Regions from separate parts of the Homo sapiens genome. Here region 2 is linked to region 1. Evidence: read pairs that join two places in POLR2A ChIA-PET (ENCODE). Cell type or tissue: OCI-LY7. All regions are shown on one strand. Each heading gives the region's core, and the rest is flanking DNA. Links, peaks and the distances in the headings are about the cores only.

Region 1 (7,673 bases), core at 924-5,923:
TTTGGCCATCTTCCGCCATTGTGATTTACCTGCCATAAGAGAAGCTAAAGTAAAACAGCATGAAGTTGTGGCCAGCCCCATTAAAATAACGTGCTCATTAAGGGCTCTTACAACTAGTGATATTTAAAGAAGAAAGAAAAAAACTCACAAAAGTACTTGAGGCAATTATCTACAGCAAAAGAAGATGCAGATCCCTTGAGATCACTGACGCAAGAGAACAAAGGAGGTCCCAAAAGAGGCTGCCTGTGATCCAGGTGAGAGCCGAAACCTTCAAGGCTGGGTACCAGTGCTTCTTACACCTGAGTGAAGCATCTTGGGACATGCCTTGTGGTTCAACGTTAAAGGAATAGCACAGCCAACCAGAACCTGCTCTTTGTTAATGGAATGGAATCCTCTTTCTGCACTAAAAATGAGATGATGTGAAATCCTTTAAAATTTATTGGAAGGAGGGAGGGCTTTTTGTGCATGATGCGTTACCAGGAAATGACACTGTCTCTCTCCTTATTGCCTAATTAGCAATGTTGTACTTCTGTGTGAAATGGCGTGTTTAAACATTGCCAATCGATTTAAACAAAAGATTTCAAAATACTGTAGGATGGAGCACAGTGAAAAATTCCTTGCCAGCCAGCGTTCTCCCAGGTAAGGTTTTTGTCATTCAAGGTGTGGCTGCACAGCAGGGAAGGCTTTGCTCATCCCCGCCCCGCAGTGCCCCATTCCCTCCATCAGCCGTTTATCTAGCATTGGGTCTGGTTTTCTGTTTTTTGTTGTTTGTTTGTTTTAATTTTTTCAGGGTATCGTAGACGTGTTGGGTTCCACTAGGCCCTGCCAGCCATTCACTTATTTATTCATTACGCACTCAATGAAGACATAAGCTGTGCATTCTAGGTGCAAAGGACGTAGAAATGAGTATAATACAGTTCCTTTCCTCAAGGAGGTCAATCCAGTGGGAAAACAGGTGTGTTTGTGGAAAATGGAAATACAGCCGGCAGGCGAGGAGGCTGTAGAGAGAGGAGCACAGTGCTCTGAGTAGCCTGTCTGCTGTAGCAAGTCACCCCCAGCAGCTGGTGGCTTCACAGAGTAAAGGTTAGTTTCTTGTTCACATCACAGCCCAGCTTGGATTGGTGGGGTGGCAAGAAGGGTTATTCAGGGTCTCAGAATACTTCTGCCGACAGGCTGTGCCATCCTCTCAGGCCTTGGAACCCGCCCCCTTTTAAACCCCTGAGTCTGGCTGACAGATAAGGGCCCAAGTCGCACCCATGTTTTAGGGTCTAGGCCTAGAAAGGGTGCCAGTCATTTCCTGCAAGTCCCATTGGCTGGGACTCAGCCTGTGGCCCTGCCTTGTCCAGGGATACTGGGAAGTGTGGTCCAGTGCCGTGCCCAGGAGGAAGAGCAGGTGTGGTGCACGTCAGCCATGTCCCCACTCCACGGAGCAGCCCGTTCACCCTGGGGCGTCAGGAGAGGCTCTGTCAGAGGGGATTTTGCCAGGGAGATGTGGGGTGTGGGGTGCTGGATGTGGGGTCCAGGAGAGCAGGGGCATGAGAAGAGCAGCAACCCAAGCAAGGAAGAGGAAAAGGCCTGGATGTGTCTTCAGATAGAGACAGACTGAAGCGCCGGCCCACACTCACCAGCAGCGTGGCTCTGGGCTTGGTCCTTAGGTGTCCCAGGTGTCTGTCTCCGCACATCTTCCCAGGCCTTCTCCAGCGTACCGGCATCACCTGGGGACTGGCCCTCTGCAGTCACGCTGGCTCCAGGCTCACCGGGAGTCACGTTCTCTGGCTGTGACTTTCCTTTTGCTGTGGATTAACCCAGACATGGGCCTGATGCTTTTTCTTTAATGTATACACACACATACACTCACACATACACACATGGACACATTCACTCACATGCACTCACATGTACTCAAGCATACACACATGCACTCACACACATGCGCTCAGGCACACATGCACTCACAGGCACACATGTAAACAGGCACACACACGCACATGTACTCATACAGGCACACACGTACACCCAGGCACATGCACACATGGTCTCATACAGGCACACACGTACACACAGGCACACACATGCACTCACACACAGGCACACCTCCACAGGCACATACATGCACATGATCTCACGTACACAGGCACACGTATGCACACACACATACACAGGCACACACATGCACTCACACATGTACTCGCATACACAGGCGCACACGTACACACAGGCACACACATGCACACATGGTCTCACACAGGCACACACCTACACATGGACACTCATACACGCACACATGTACTCACAGGCACACGTGTACACGCACGCACACATGTATTCACACACATACGTTCACACATATACACGCACTCACACATACAGGCACACACATACACACTCAGGCACAGACACACACACACACATGCACGCACATGGGCGCGCACACACACACCCCCTCCCTCCCTCTCACGGTTTTTGGTTCAGCCTGCACTCAAGTTTTTGGGAAGATGGAGCTGACATCACAGTAATGTGAATGTTGAATATCTGAAACTTCTGTGCTGAGAAATCCCCTCAGGCCTTTTTGCCAGGTTGGCTGCTGTGTCTTCCTATATTTCTTGCCCTTTCCACCTCTCCCACTTTGCTGCTCCCAAACAACTCTTAACACCCACCGCCCCCTGTTTTTGTTATACAGAGCAGTTCAGCCCTCTCCAGTCCCCACCCCTGAGCTCAGCTCCAAGCCTTCTTCTGCGCGTGGATTCCCGTGCCTGCGGACTCACAGCAGGCCGGGCCGGCTCACGTGGGATGGACCCTGTCTCCTTCCACAGGGAGAGGGGCAGTAAAGACGTCCATTTCCCATGCTTTGAAGGATGTCACTGTCTCAGAAGGCAGAAGCTAATTGTGTCGGTTTTAAGTACTTTTTCCTTTTATGTTTAATTTCATTAAAGTTAATTTTCCCTTATGTGAAATGTGAATGCTGCCATCACAACTGGAAAGTTGTCGTGAGAATTAAAGATGATAATGTATGAAAGTGTGTAACACGGTACCTGGCACTCCCCCCACTCTCCCCCTCCTCCACACGGTACCTGGCACTCCCCCCACTCTCCCCCTCCTCCACAGAGCCCTGGAAGACTTGGCGGTGCTGTGATACGTGTAGTGTGTGATGGGGAGCGGTGAGGGACAGCTGGAGAGGGTGCGCTGAGCCAGAGTTTCATGCTGTGTGTTTTTCCGAGGAGGTGGGCCTTTGTCCTCTGCATTCAGAGTCAGAAGAGAGTTCATCAGGTACAAATGGGAAGAGAACCTTTTAAACAGCTGTCTGTTTGAGCAGATTTCCCCACCTCGGATTCAAGATGTCATTCCATGTAGGTTTGCATTTGCAGGGTACACCCAGGAGAAGCTGTTAGTTGCTGTGATTCCACACCTGGAGTGAGGGGAGAACATCATGGTTTCCTGCCAGGTGTGCTGGGGCTTACTGGCCCTGCCAGGAACATCTGGTTGAAACTTGTCACGTCAAGGCCGGGTGCAGAGGCCCATGCCTGAAATTCCAGCACTTTGGGAGGCTGAGGCGGGTGGATCACTTGAACCCAGGAGTTTGAGATCAGCCTGGGAAACATGGCGAAACCCTGTCTCTACAAAAAGTACAAAAATTAGCCAGACCTGGTGGCACATACCTGTCATCCCAGCTACTTGGGAGGCTGAGGTGAGAGGATGGCTTGAGCCCAGGAGGCAGAGGTGGCAGTGAGCTGAGATTGCACCATTGAACTCCAGCCTGGGCAATCGAGCTAGACCCTGTCTCAAAAAAAAACAAAAAACAAAAAACTTGTAAAGGTTCCATGCACTCCTTCCCTGTAGAGGCTGGTGTTGAGAGCTCGCCACCTTTCCTTCTGTTTAGAGGTAGGAAGAGAACTCAGGCAAGCGATGAGCAAGCCGTCTGAATTGAGCAAGGGCCTTGGGTTGGAACCCTTCTCTCCCCTGCTTTCCTGGTATCACAGTGCTAGACTGGGCCTCTGCAGCCCACCCAGCCGAGGAGGCCCTTCTCCTACAGCAGCCTTGACAGGTCTGTCTGGCCTCTGCCCTGACACCTCCAGGGCTGGCCATCTATGTGGGGAAGATTATGATTGGAAGGAAGGTTTTTCTTAGAGCTGCCAGTCTTTATTTTCTACCTGCTGCTCTTCATTTTGTCCTCAGAGGAGGAACGTGTCCTCTCTTCCCTAGGACGTCTGTCTTGGTATTGAAGACAGTGCTTCTGTGCTTCTTACTTATCTTCCTTGAGGTTAGCCATCCTTGTCTCTGCACCCTCTCCCTCAGTCCTGGCCACTCCCATGTGAACCTCAGTGTTTATTCCTGACCCAGGATACCTCAGCTCCAACTGGACCCCAGGCAGTAAGAGGCTTCCTCTTAGAGTCAGCGGATTCCCACTGATGCAGCCCAAGATTACCTGCCCCGTCCTCCTCCTCCTGCTCCTCCTCTGGCTCCTCCCACTCTCCCTCCTCCTCCTAGTGCTTCTCCTCCTGTTCCTCTCCTCTTCTTCCCCTCCTGCTCCCCCCTGTGTTCCTCCTCCTCCTTCTACTCCTTTTGTTCCTCCTCCACTGCCTCCTCCTCCTCCTCCTCCTCCTCCTGCTCCTATCCCTCCTCCTCCTACACCTCCTCTGCCTCCTCCCGTTCCTCCTCCTCTGTGCTCTTCCTCCCTCTCCTCCTCCTCCCTGCTCTTCCCCTTCCCCTTCCTGCTCCCCCTCCTCTTCCTGATTGTCCCCTCTTCCCCCTCCTCTGAGCAGCCATATTACATAGCTTACTCACGTTGACCTTGTGCTGCTGGTGAGCTTTGTTTCTCCCTTTCTGTTCATGTACTGTTCTTTCTCTTGGATATTTTCTGCCAAATGTTTTTCATTGATGACTTTGCTCTTGGGTCTCCTTGCCTATCTTCCTTCCTTCCCCCTTCCTGCTCTGTGACATTCTTGTTTACATACCCTCTCCACTGTGAGCCTGGTATTTCAGTGACTGGAGAAGTTTTGGGCCTTATCTGAGCTGCTTTCCTTGTTATCACTTATGTTCCAGCAGCTCGATCCATCTTCCCATGCAGGAACGTTTCTCCCCAAAGTCCTGACCCTGCCGTGGAGCACCTGAGGGGAGGAGTCACTGGGTTTCTGGCCTCAGAGGAGCACAGTGTTCCCCAGGACTTACCCTGCATCCGTATTGGAATATCTGAAAATTTCATCACTGTTGAAAATAGGAATGTTTTCTGATCTAAGGTCTTCTGAGGACATTGGGGACACTTTATTCCCAAGAGCAAACACTGACTAGGATGTCTTTTTGGCTATGATGGGATCTGGTAGAAAGTTTCAAGCTACTAAAATAGGGAATGTATTCTAATGTTGTCTTGAAAATGAATCAAATACACTTCCCTGAATGAAAGAAGAGATGTGTGTGTGTGTGTATTTAAATCACCGATAGCAGCAGTGATGATGGTGACAGTCACCCATGCCGTGCCTGGCACCTTGCTAAGTGCCTGCACACATTGTCAGTTGGTCCAGGCGGTAAGTCATGAGGAGTGGGTTTTAGTGTCCCAAAGCCTCAGGGAGGTTAAGGCATGTCCTGATCACAGCTGGAGGACCTCACCACGCCCCTCCCTGTGGAAGGAGGGATTCTTCCGCAGGAAATGGAGTTTTCCCACAGAACACAGGACAGGCAGGGAGGAACTCACTGGGGCTCATGGCTGTGCTACTGCTACTACCACTGGGCAAATCTCTGGGCCTCAGTTTCTCCTGTAGTAAAGTGGCAGGATTGAATTGGATGCACTTAAGTAGGTTTCCAGCTCTAAAGATCTATGATTTGTTGTTTCCCTTATTTCAGTGACAAGTTCCTTTGGAAAACATTGCTGTCACAAGAAAAAATGCCATCATCAAAATGTCTTCTGATGTTGGACAAACTGAATGGGGGTTAGGAAACCACTTCTGTAGGAAGCAGGGGTAGGGATGAAGGCAAGGAGGACAGATGGATGAGCATCCTAAACAGAATAGGGAAATAATTTTAGAACTGATTTTTCAGGGAGTCGCAAGATTATATTACTCTAGCTCTCGCTCTGCACCTGGAATTCGACAGTGCTTAGGATAGGGAATGTCGAAACCGGGAAGGGGCTTCCCCTCAGCCCCAAACTCAGAATTCGTATGTCAGATCTGGAAAGGGACCACAGTGACCACTTAGTCCACTCCTTCATTTTATGTCAGCATCCCTGGAGATCCCAGCCTTTGGGAGAAAAAGACTCCTGAGGCCACGTGGTCCGAGCTCCTGGAGCATCGCTGGCAGAGGAGTGTTCAGATCAGATGGTCCCCAGCCTGTGCACCAAGTGTACCATCCCTGCTAAGTAGATCTTAGTGGAGCAGGGCTTACTTCAGGGATGTGGAGCTTATTGGGATCCTTCAGCCTCTCTTCCAATAACTTCTGCTTTAGAGATTATGATGTAACTGATGAGAACTGTCTTGAGACTTCCTTTTGTACTTAAAGTGGATGGGGCAGGCTGGTTTAGGGCAGTGTACCTGGGGCAAGGAGTCTGGGGTCCTTCTGTTGGTTTAGGAAGCTCCTCTTGTCTGTCTGGCCTGGATACTTGTGATTTGCCAGCTTAGTCTAACAGTTAACCACCTCTTAGTGGGAAGTAATGAATCCAGGATTCTCTGCTACGCTCAGGTGATAAATTGTGATAAAGTCAAGTCAGAATTTCCCAGCTTAGGTGTTGTGAAAGCCCAAATGAGGCCTGATAAGATATTTTGAGTTTTTCACACAGAAGTAATTTATAGATGATTCCCAACTTTTGAACTGCTCTTTTATTTATTATTAAGTTGGTGTTTCAAACTTAGAAAACTGCAAATGGCATTTAGTTTTCCAGGCTGGCCTGTTTAGTGCATAACACAGCTGACACACTATATGGTTGCCATAAATCATAATGGAAAGTAGTATTTTTGCAAATGGATAATGTAGAATTGCAGTTGCAGACTCCCTGAAGGCCTTCAGTGGTTCCAGCCAGCACATGAACACATTTACACTGAAGCGTAAAAGACGGTTGCTTTATGCATCTTTACTCTGCTGTGAGGGCCATGAGGAGCAAGAGGTCACTGGGTGTCTGCAGGCAGTCCCAGGGAAGCAGCGACCAGAGCAGCAGGGTTTAGCCTTCTTATGGTCATGGGTGTGTGCAGCCACACGACCTCCTGAAAAACTGCTCCTGGGCTCTTCAGAACTGCCCCAGACCAAGGGTCCAGAGTTGTTAGGAGCCAGGGGGGCTGGGGAAAGCGAAGCCTCTAGGGCTTCTCAGATTTTGAGGAGGACAGAACCTGTTAGCCACCTGCCTTTTGCTCAGAAAAGGTGGGCTGGAGCTGCCCAGCAAAGTAAATGCAATGCCTACCTCCAGAGCCTGGCTTTCCACGAGGTACAGGCTGGCCCTGAACACCTGCCTCCTTCCAGGTGCTGTGCTGTGCTTTTGAGATCAGGAGTGGAAGCTGGCAGAACCAAGAGAATGCAACACACTGGCCTCCACCTTGGCCCAGAACATACCCACCACGCCCTCGGGAAGTTTAAATCCCATCACTCTCTCTGCTGCTTTTCCCTGTTACAGTGTGTAAACTGAGATTCCACACTTGGAAATGCATGTGTTCCTCTCTGGGAAGACCTCCTTGCTGCCCCCATCCCCCTGCATCTTG
Region 2 (7,673 bases), core at 923-5,922, 200 kb before region 1:
AGAATCTGTGGGTTTTTACACAGTCTGCCTCCTCACTGGAGTCTCAGTTTCCTCATCTGCAAAATGGCAATGAAAATGTCTACTCCACAAAATTGTGATTATTAAACATGGTAAAATAAATGAAAATCATTATAAAATACGGAAACATAAAATAAAATATGAAAAACAAATTAAAATAGAACAGTGCCATTCAATAGAAATATGAGGGGAACCACGAACGTGAGCCACATCTGTTATTTTAAATTAAAAAATACAAAGAAGCAAGTGAAATTAATAATATATTTTATTTTGCCCAATTTATCCAAAATATTGTCATTTCAACATGTTAATATAAAATAATTAATAATTGAGGTTTTTTCCTTTTTTTTTTGCACTGTCTGACAGTTGGTGCCTGTTGGACACTCACAGTGCAGCTCCGTTTAGACTAGCCACACTTCAGGTACTAAACGGCCACAGTAGTTAGTGACTATCATAGTGGACAGCACACGCTTAGAACCAAGGTGTATGTTTATTAGATCTAAATAGTATTTTCTATCAGATAAACCCTGTGGGACTTAAGAAGGTTATTTTTTAAATTGATGCATTAAAGAGAGTTTGTGTTTTTATATTTTTGGTATAGTAGTTAATATGTGATCTATAATAAGAATTTAAAATAAAATATTACCTATAACTGATCAGACCATGTATTTATCCAAAATAAAAGCAACCAAAAGTGATGATTACAGGTAACTTTGTAGTTATTTTATTAGGACTTAAATTATATATTAATTTGACATAAAATCTAATAATCTCAAAAAAAACCCTGACATAACTATAAGCACACAAAACAATTCAAACTATAAACAATTCAAACTGGCATTTCTGTAGAGAAGGAAAGGGTCCTGGAGTTGGAATTCCAAGTCTTTAGTAATAAACTACAATTGATAAAGTGTACCTTTCGGCAAAGAAACATGAGGAGAAAACACAATATTTTTCTATATTGCAAAACTTTTCATTTCACAGGACCTGCCATTAGTAAGTCATATTATAGTTTCAATAGCTTTATTTTTTTCTCTCATAAAAATTTATTCTCTAAATAATAGGATAACCACCTATTATGACAATTATATACAGCATCATTTTAATGCATCTTAATGATGCATTGGGGTTAAAATGTCAAATATTATTTACATTATACTCATTAAAATTACACTGAATAGTATATGGTAGGCAAATTCATGTATCTTGAGTTCAAAGAGTAGGATGAAAAATATACAGAAAACATTTCTTCACTGCAAGGTCTTTATGAAAGCTGTCCACAAAGCATAAGGTGCATGTGTGTGCACACATATGTATTTATATATTGAGTATTATGTTCTTGTTTTCTGTGTGTAGAGATGTCCCTGCAACTGGCATATTTTCAGCAATCTTCCTCTGGGCTGACCAGCAGTGCAACACAAGTGGTCAGAAACGATACGAGAGTAAAATGTAGTATGAGAAAGGCGATGGCTACTTCATTTCAAATCTGACAAGGACTATTTAGTTACCTACTACGACTTCCACATTACAAAGGGTTATTAAATTCTTAATGACTGAAAGAAACTTTTTGGACTTTGATTTTTTATTTACTTGTATTCAGAAGATGGCACTCCTACAATACAGGCCCTCAAACACTTTGTCAGCTCACTCGGCCAAAAGTGATACATAAAGAAAAAGTGCCATAGCAGACTCGTTAATTCTTCGTTCAGGGAGCCACCTATGTGTGTGTCTCTGCAGTCTCCTCACTAAGAACTTGCCTCACCCAGCCCTGCTCAGGCTTAAGATCAGCAATGGGTTCACACTACAAATCCATAAAGCTTCAAAAGACAGGGTTTAGGTTTATATCATCATATTTATATTCACTTAAACTCTTCCAAGGAAGAATCTATTCCATCATTAGGGCATGCATTTCCTAAACATTAACATTTGTTAAAATGCTGACACCCCCCATAGCCACTGATACCAAATGCAAACACAATGGCAAACACTGTACAATTTTAAACACTTGGCCAAACTTCAGAAGTAAAACAACCCACTGTAGTAAGAAAGACTCACATCTGGCATTTCTGTAGAGAAGGAAAGGGTCCTGGAGTTGGAAATCCAAGTCTTTAGTAATAGGTTCTGTCCTATTTTCCATGCTCAGCCTATTCATAATGGTGAATCCATGCTTTGGAGAAGCAGACCTAAAAATCACAAGGAGTCAGGGGGAAATCAATAGACAAATTGCTTAGTATGCTATATTTTCAGTATAAGTACATTCTGATGTGTCTCTCAACCTTTGTTTGTATATGCAGCTTTATATAAGCAGCCTGTACACGTACTTCTTCACCACTGGCATCATTATGGACTAATTCCCATGTAATGCAGCAGCACTGGCATGATGATTCATTTGGTAAAATTGAGTCATACTTCATTTGTGGTGTGTGTGTGTGTGTGTGTGTGTGTGTGTATACAGATGTTGTTTATTTCTTAACCTAACGTTGTAAATTCCTTTAAGGCAGAGTAACTACTTTTTAAAACATTACTGACTTTTAAAGAATACTTTTTAAAAGTTAAATTAATTAAAGATATTTTAAACAATCTTGGTAGTTAATATTAGAGTGTACATCACAATTATATGAAGAAAATTTTCATAGAAAATTTTAAGTGTTAGTCTGAAATTGAAGCCTGCAAAATCTCTTAGTGATATGAAGCAACTCTGAACAATGAACTTGTGAGGACACAGCCTGAACTAGAAGTTTACATAACAGTGCAAAGGGCAGATACTTTGTTTTCTTCAATGCAAAGCAAACAGCTTCACAGATAAACCACTATAAGTTTTTCTCTATAAAAATGTGACATTTAGTGATGTTTTATTTTCATTTCACTCAATAAACCTTGAATGCCTGCTCTGCCAGGCAGAAAGAATCCAAATTATACTGAGTATAAACTCTAACAACTACATGTGCATTCATCTACCCTTGGGTGACAGCCATATAGTAATTCAACTGCGCAACTTCCGGTGACAAATGAAACACCACATACTTACACACTGAAGCTGAAGCAAGCAGAATTCATTTATTTACTTTAAATGAGGGTGCTAGGGCTGTTATTAACAAACCCACAGAAATGTTATGAGCAACAGGAAGACAAGTTGTTTATGTCTTAGTTTTATTTTACCTCTATTTGATACTGATCAAGGAACACAGCTACATAACCACTACCAGGATTTTCTTCTGAAACCTCCAATTTTAAAATTGATGGGAGGCAATCCTTGCCTAGCTTATTTTACAAAGGGGTAAAGTGGTGGTAAGCATACAATCAATACCAGAAATAATCATGATCATCACTTCAACTTAAATTCAGAGGAAGAATGAAAATGTACTCCCAAAGAGCTCTGTTAGGGGTCTTCTGGAACTGTCAAGTTCAGAAATCACCAGTGGGTGTCTCTATGAACTCTCTATTACAGAAAGGAAGGCATGGGAGGAAATAAATGATTTTTTAAATGGGATTAAGTGTTTTCATACAAGAATGAGAATTTGATTCTGCATGTATTTCATTATCACAACAGGATCTCACCTCTTTAATAGTACAGCTACTATAGCATCTCATAATTTAGAAAATAGGCCCAGGGGATAAATGTGCCAACTGCTCTAAAGCAACTTCTGTAAGAGAAGTCAAAATAAATCACTGCCAGCTCCATTCCCTGTAACAAGCCTCCCACCCCCCACCCACCATGAGTTTTACATGCTTTTTGTAATTCGCTACTGAAGAAAGCCTTCAACATTCTAGGATCTGGGAGGTTTTTGTTTTGCAGGGGATAAGGGAGGCATCCCATTCTTGAGGAGTTAGATTTGGAGAAAAGACTAAAAAACAGCAAAGGATTTTTTTCTCAATTTAATGTTTTGTTTAATTGAGAGTTCCATTAGAGACTTAGAGTATAGTAAGAAATCCTTGAAAATACAAACTTATATTTGGTCTGGATGTACAAAAGAAAATATTTGTATGATTTGTTCCTCTTCCATAGTTAAAAAAAAACCCTACTAAAAATTCCCCAAATCAATCATTAATACTTACTAATACATCTTTTCTGTCACTTCTCCAAAGAATCATAATGCGTGTTGTGAGAGATGAGTGAGAACGCACCCTGTGTGCATGGCACATAGTACAGTGCAACCCTATGGCTTTTGTTGTAAACTTCAGAATCCTCAAGAGTGCTCATACTCTACCCAATAAACTTGCCTGGGGGCATGCTCTGGTGCTCTGGATGTTTGGGAGCATAATGTAGACTCATATACCAACGGTTCTTGGGTACTCCACTGCTCTTCTGAGACTGTGAAGAACCTGACCTCCTTGTCACCAAGTGTGCTGGCCTTGCCTCCCATTCCTTCCTTCCACCTCCCATTGTTGCCTCCACTGGAACAGACCTTCCTCCCCTGCAGCTGAGCTCCCTCCTGCCCAGCATACACAGACCTCCATCATGCCCACACTTTGCCCCAAATGGGCCTCTCTGTGCTGTTCTAGTCCTGCTTTTATCTTTCCAGCTGACTCATCTGTATCCTTGCTGGCCCTCAAACCTAACCATAAACCCTCATCGGTTCCTCTTTATACTCACTCCTTCAGGGAACAGCTTTTATTTCATGGTTTCAACTACCAAATTACTTCAGACAACTCTAAACCATCTCCAGCCCTGCCCTTACTCTGAGGGGCTGGCCACCTCCACCCAAGTGTCCTGCTACCAGTTCCAAATCATTACTTCAAAGTAAAATGAGGGCTGATCCTCAAGCCACATTCTTGACCTCCTGTCTTTCTTTTCCACCAATGCTTCTGTCATTCTCAATCTTCCATGTTCAAAATATTGTCATTTTTAAAATTTCACCATTGCAATACCCTTTCCATTTCAATTTCTATTATTCTAATCCCAACTCTCATCATTTCATATCTACCCCACTGCAATAATCTTCTCACTGTCCTGACTCCAATTTCTTCCAGAACTAGTGCGTCCCCATGAAGTGAATACACTGACTTTCCCCATACATTTTCTCTATTACTCTCCTGTTCATAAGCCTTCAATAACTTCCTACTGCTAAGAAAATAATCTCAAAATCCAGAGTCTGCCATTCCAAGCTAGCAAATCTCTTTACACTTGCTAACTACTATAAACCAGTATAAGCCCTCTGCACCACATCTCCCTCACTGTCCCTTTAACACACCAGGTTCTCCGCCCCTGCTTTTGCCATTCTTCCTGTTGAGACTGCCTTCCCTCTCCTCTATGCAAGCTAAGTTCCACCATATTCCTGAGGCCCAATTCAAGACACATCACTCTATAAAGCAGGGGTGTCCAATCTTTTGGCCTTCCTGGGACACCTTGGAAAGGGAAGAATTGTCTTGGGCCACACATAAAATACACTAATAATAGCTGATGAGCTAAAAAAAAAAAAAAAAAAAAAAAAAAAAAAAAAAAAAAACAACAAACTCTTCTAATGTTTTAAAGAAGTTTACGAATTTCTGTCAGGCTACATTCAAAGCCATCTTGGGCCACGTGTCCTATGGGCCGTGGGTTGGACAAGCTTGCGATAAAGCCTTCCATGATCACAGCAGCCCATTCATTGCTCAGAATCTATCCACTGGCACTTAGGATACTCTATCCTGTATTGTGGCTTACCATAAACATGAATATATGTGGAAAGAAAATACACTTGTGTGTGTGTATTTCCTGTCTCCCCAGTGAAACAGATACCCCTAGAAAGGTTTATATTAGGTCTTTTAATTTCATCTTTGTACCCTCATTGAAGGTGATGACCTTTGGCTATGACATTTTATGTGAATGTTTATGTGAATGAAAAGTTTATTTATTGAGCCAATATACATAATGTATGTCTCTATATGCACTCGTAATTTGATATTAATATCTGATAACAAGAAATGACTAAAAACATGAGTTTATTAAATCTATCCTGAAACATATTCTATTGACTAGACAATGGAGGACTGAAAGACATCTTCAATTTTGGATCATGCTTTTTTAAAGAGTCAGGGGTGGGAGAAAAGTGATCAACAGCCAGGTGCGGTGGCTCACGCCTGTAATCCCAGCACTTTAGGAGGCCAAGGCGGGTGGATCACGAGGTCAGGAGTTTGAGACCAGCCTGACCAACATGGTGAAACCTCCGTTGCTACTAAAAATTAGCTGGGCGTGGTGGCGCATGCCTGTAATCCCAGCTACTCAGAAGGCTGAGGCAGGAGAATCACTTGAACTCAGGAGGCAGAGGTTGCAGCAAGCCAAGAGCTGTGATCGTGCCACTGCACTCCAGCCTTGGTGACAGAGCGAGACTCCATCTCAAAAAAAAGAAAAATGATCAATGAAACCCTTTTCCAAATATTAACTGAACAATCTAGTATTTCTGATAGTGTTCTTCTAGCTCCTTGCCAATGCATTATATTCAAGAACTTTGTGCCATTCACTTGAATCAAAGAATATTTAATCTATTTTAAACAGTGCCCAGTCAATGATTTAAGTTCATCTACATTGAAGTTTAAATTATATTCTGAAATTAGTATTCATCACGATATACCAGGTGACATTATTTGGTATTCCCTTCTTCGTGTCAACTAATAATTTCAAAACTGAGATTTAATTCTTTTACTTCTTTTTGAAATAAAACTGCATGCACTTGAAGAAGAGTGACACAACGGAGCTAAAATATTATTTTGAAGATTAGTTTCTTTATAAAAGTGAAACACTCTTACCTTGTATAAACAAATAAGGTTCCTTCCACATCAGTTTTCTCCTAAACAATAAAAACAAAACACACAAGACATGTATGTTCTCTTCAATTCACAAAGGTATAAAACAAATTCTCATAGAATAGGAATTATATATAACTTCAATGGGCCAAATATACCCAACATGAGGAGTTATTCTCAGGAAAAGGAGAAAGCAAGTTCTATGTCATCATTGTGCCTCTGCAGATTAGGCAGCAGGAAGCAGTCTTTCTTTTGTCATTTATAAAACAAATCATCATTATCTCTCTTTACCAAATACAGGGATAGCAGCATACCCTTAGCTGAAACAATGAGAAAATAAGTGTGCTATGCGGATTTAATTAGAAAGAAGAGTGCTGCCTTTTTCTCCTTCCACCACACTGGGTATAGAGAAAGCTGCAGACATCACTGGTGTCTGCATTTCACTATCCTTCATTTTGTTTTCTGGGTTCATTTTCTCCTGCCATATCCAGTGACTTAGGAGAGCAGATGATCTGTCAATAACTTTACTTTGACTGCTAGACAGAGAGGGCAATGATGCCACAGAGTTCTCAGATGAATCAATCACCTACTTAGTGTAGTATATTTACAGTCAAGGTCTGACCCGAGATCACTGAAGTAAAGTTACACAAGTATTACCAAGTTAGGACTCAAGAAATCTGCCTGAGAAAATCTGGGAGAGGTGGTAAAGTTAAAATGATGGTTTAACTAGGTCACTTCACATTTCTTTTCCATTTCTCCAAAGGCAGGAAGCTAGGCCATTATAATATTCATCCATATAATGCATACTAAAAAACACACATGTAAGTATCCAGGTGTTTGACTAACCACGAACCAGACCTACTGTAATTCAGAATTTAAAATGTACTTTTGCAATTTACATGGTTTAATTTCAGCATTCTATTTAAACCCCT

The links. ChIA-PET counts read pairs that join two places held together with the same protein. Peaks named below come from ENCODE experiments on the same cell type or tissue, not always from the same donor. Only the 100,000 strongest peaks of a DNase experiment are listed, where the experiment ranks them.
Region 2: POLR2A ChIA-PET joins it to region 1 with 11 read pairs; 2 of 35 experiments call an interaction of 5 or more read pairs at or near these places.

What each region holds. Positions count from the first base shown.
Region 1 is chr12:2,189,674-2,197,346 of GRCh38, forward strand. All of the region lies in intron 3 of CACNA1C (calcium voltage-gated channel subunit alpha1 C), which reads left to right. Among named protein-coding and RNA genes, the nearest start is that of CACNA1C-AS4, 30 kb to the right of the region's middle. RefSeq lists enhancers at 1,550-2,117, 2,118-2,687. In OCI-LY7, for the core only: no CTCF peak of the experiment used is centred there; a DNase peak (open chromatin) is centred at 3,418; H3K4me3 peaks cover 185 bases.
Region 2 is chr12:1,991,191-1,998,863 of GRCh38, forward strand. DCP1B (decapping mRNA 1B) reads right to left here. Exons shown (of 9, transcript NM_152640.5): 2 at 6,745-6,785; 3 at 2,074-2,201. It also overlaps a transcript of CACNA1C not described here. Among named protein-coding and RNA genes, the nearest start is that of DCP1B, 9.4 kb to the right of the region's middle. RefSeq lists a silencer at 2,273-2,567. In OCI-LY7, for the core only: no CTCF peak of the experiment used is centred there; no DNase peak of the experiment used is centred there.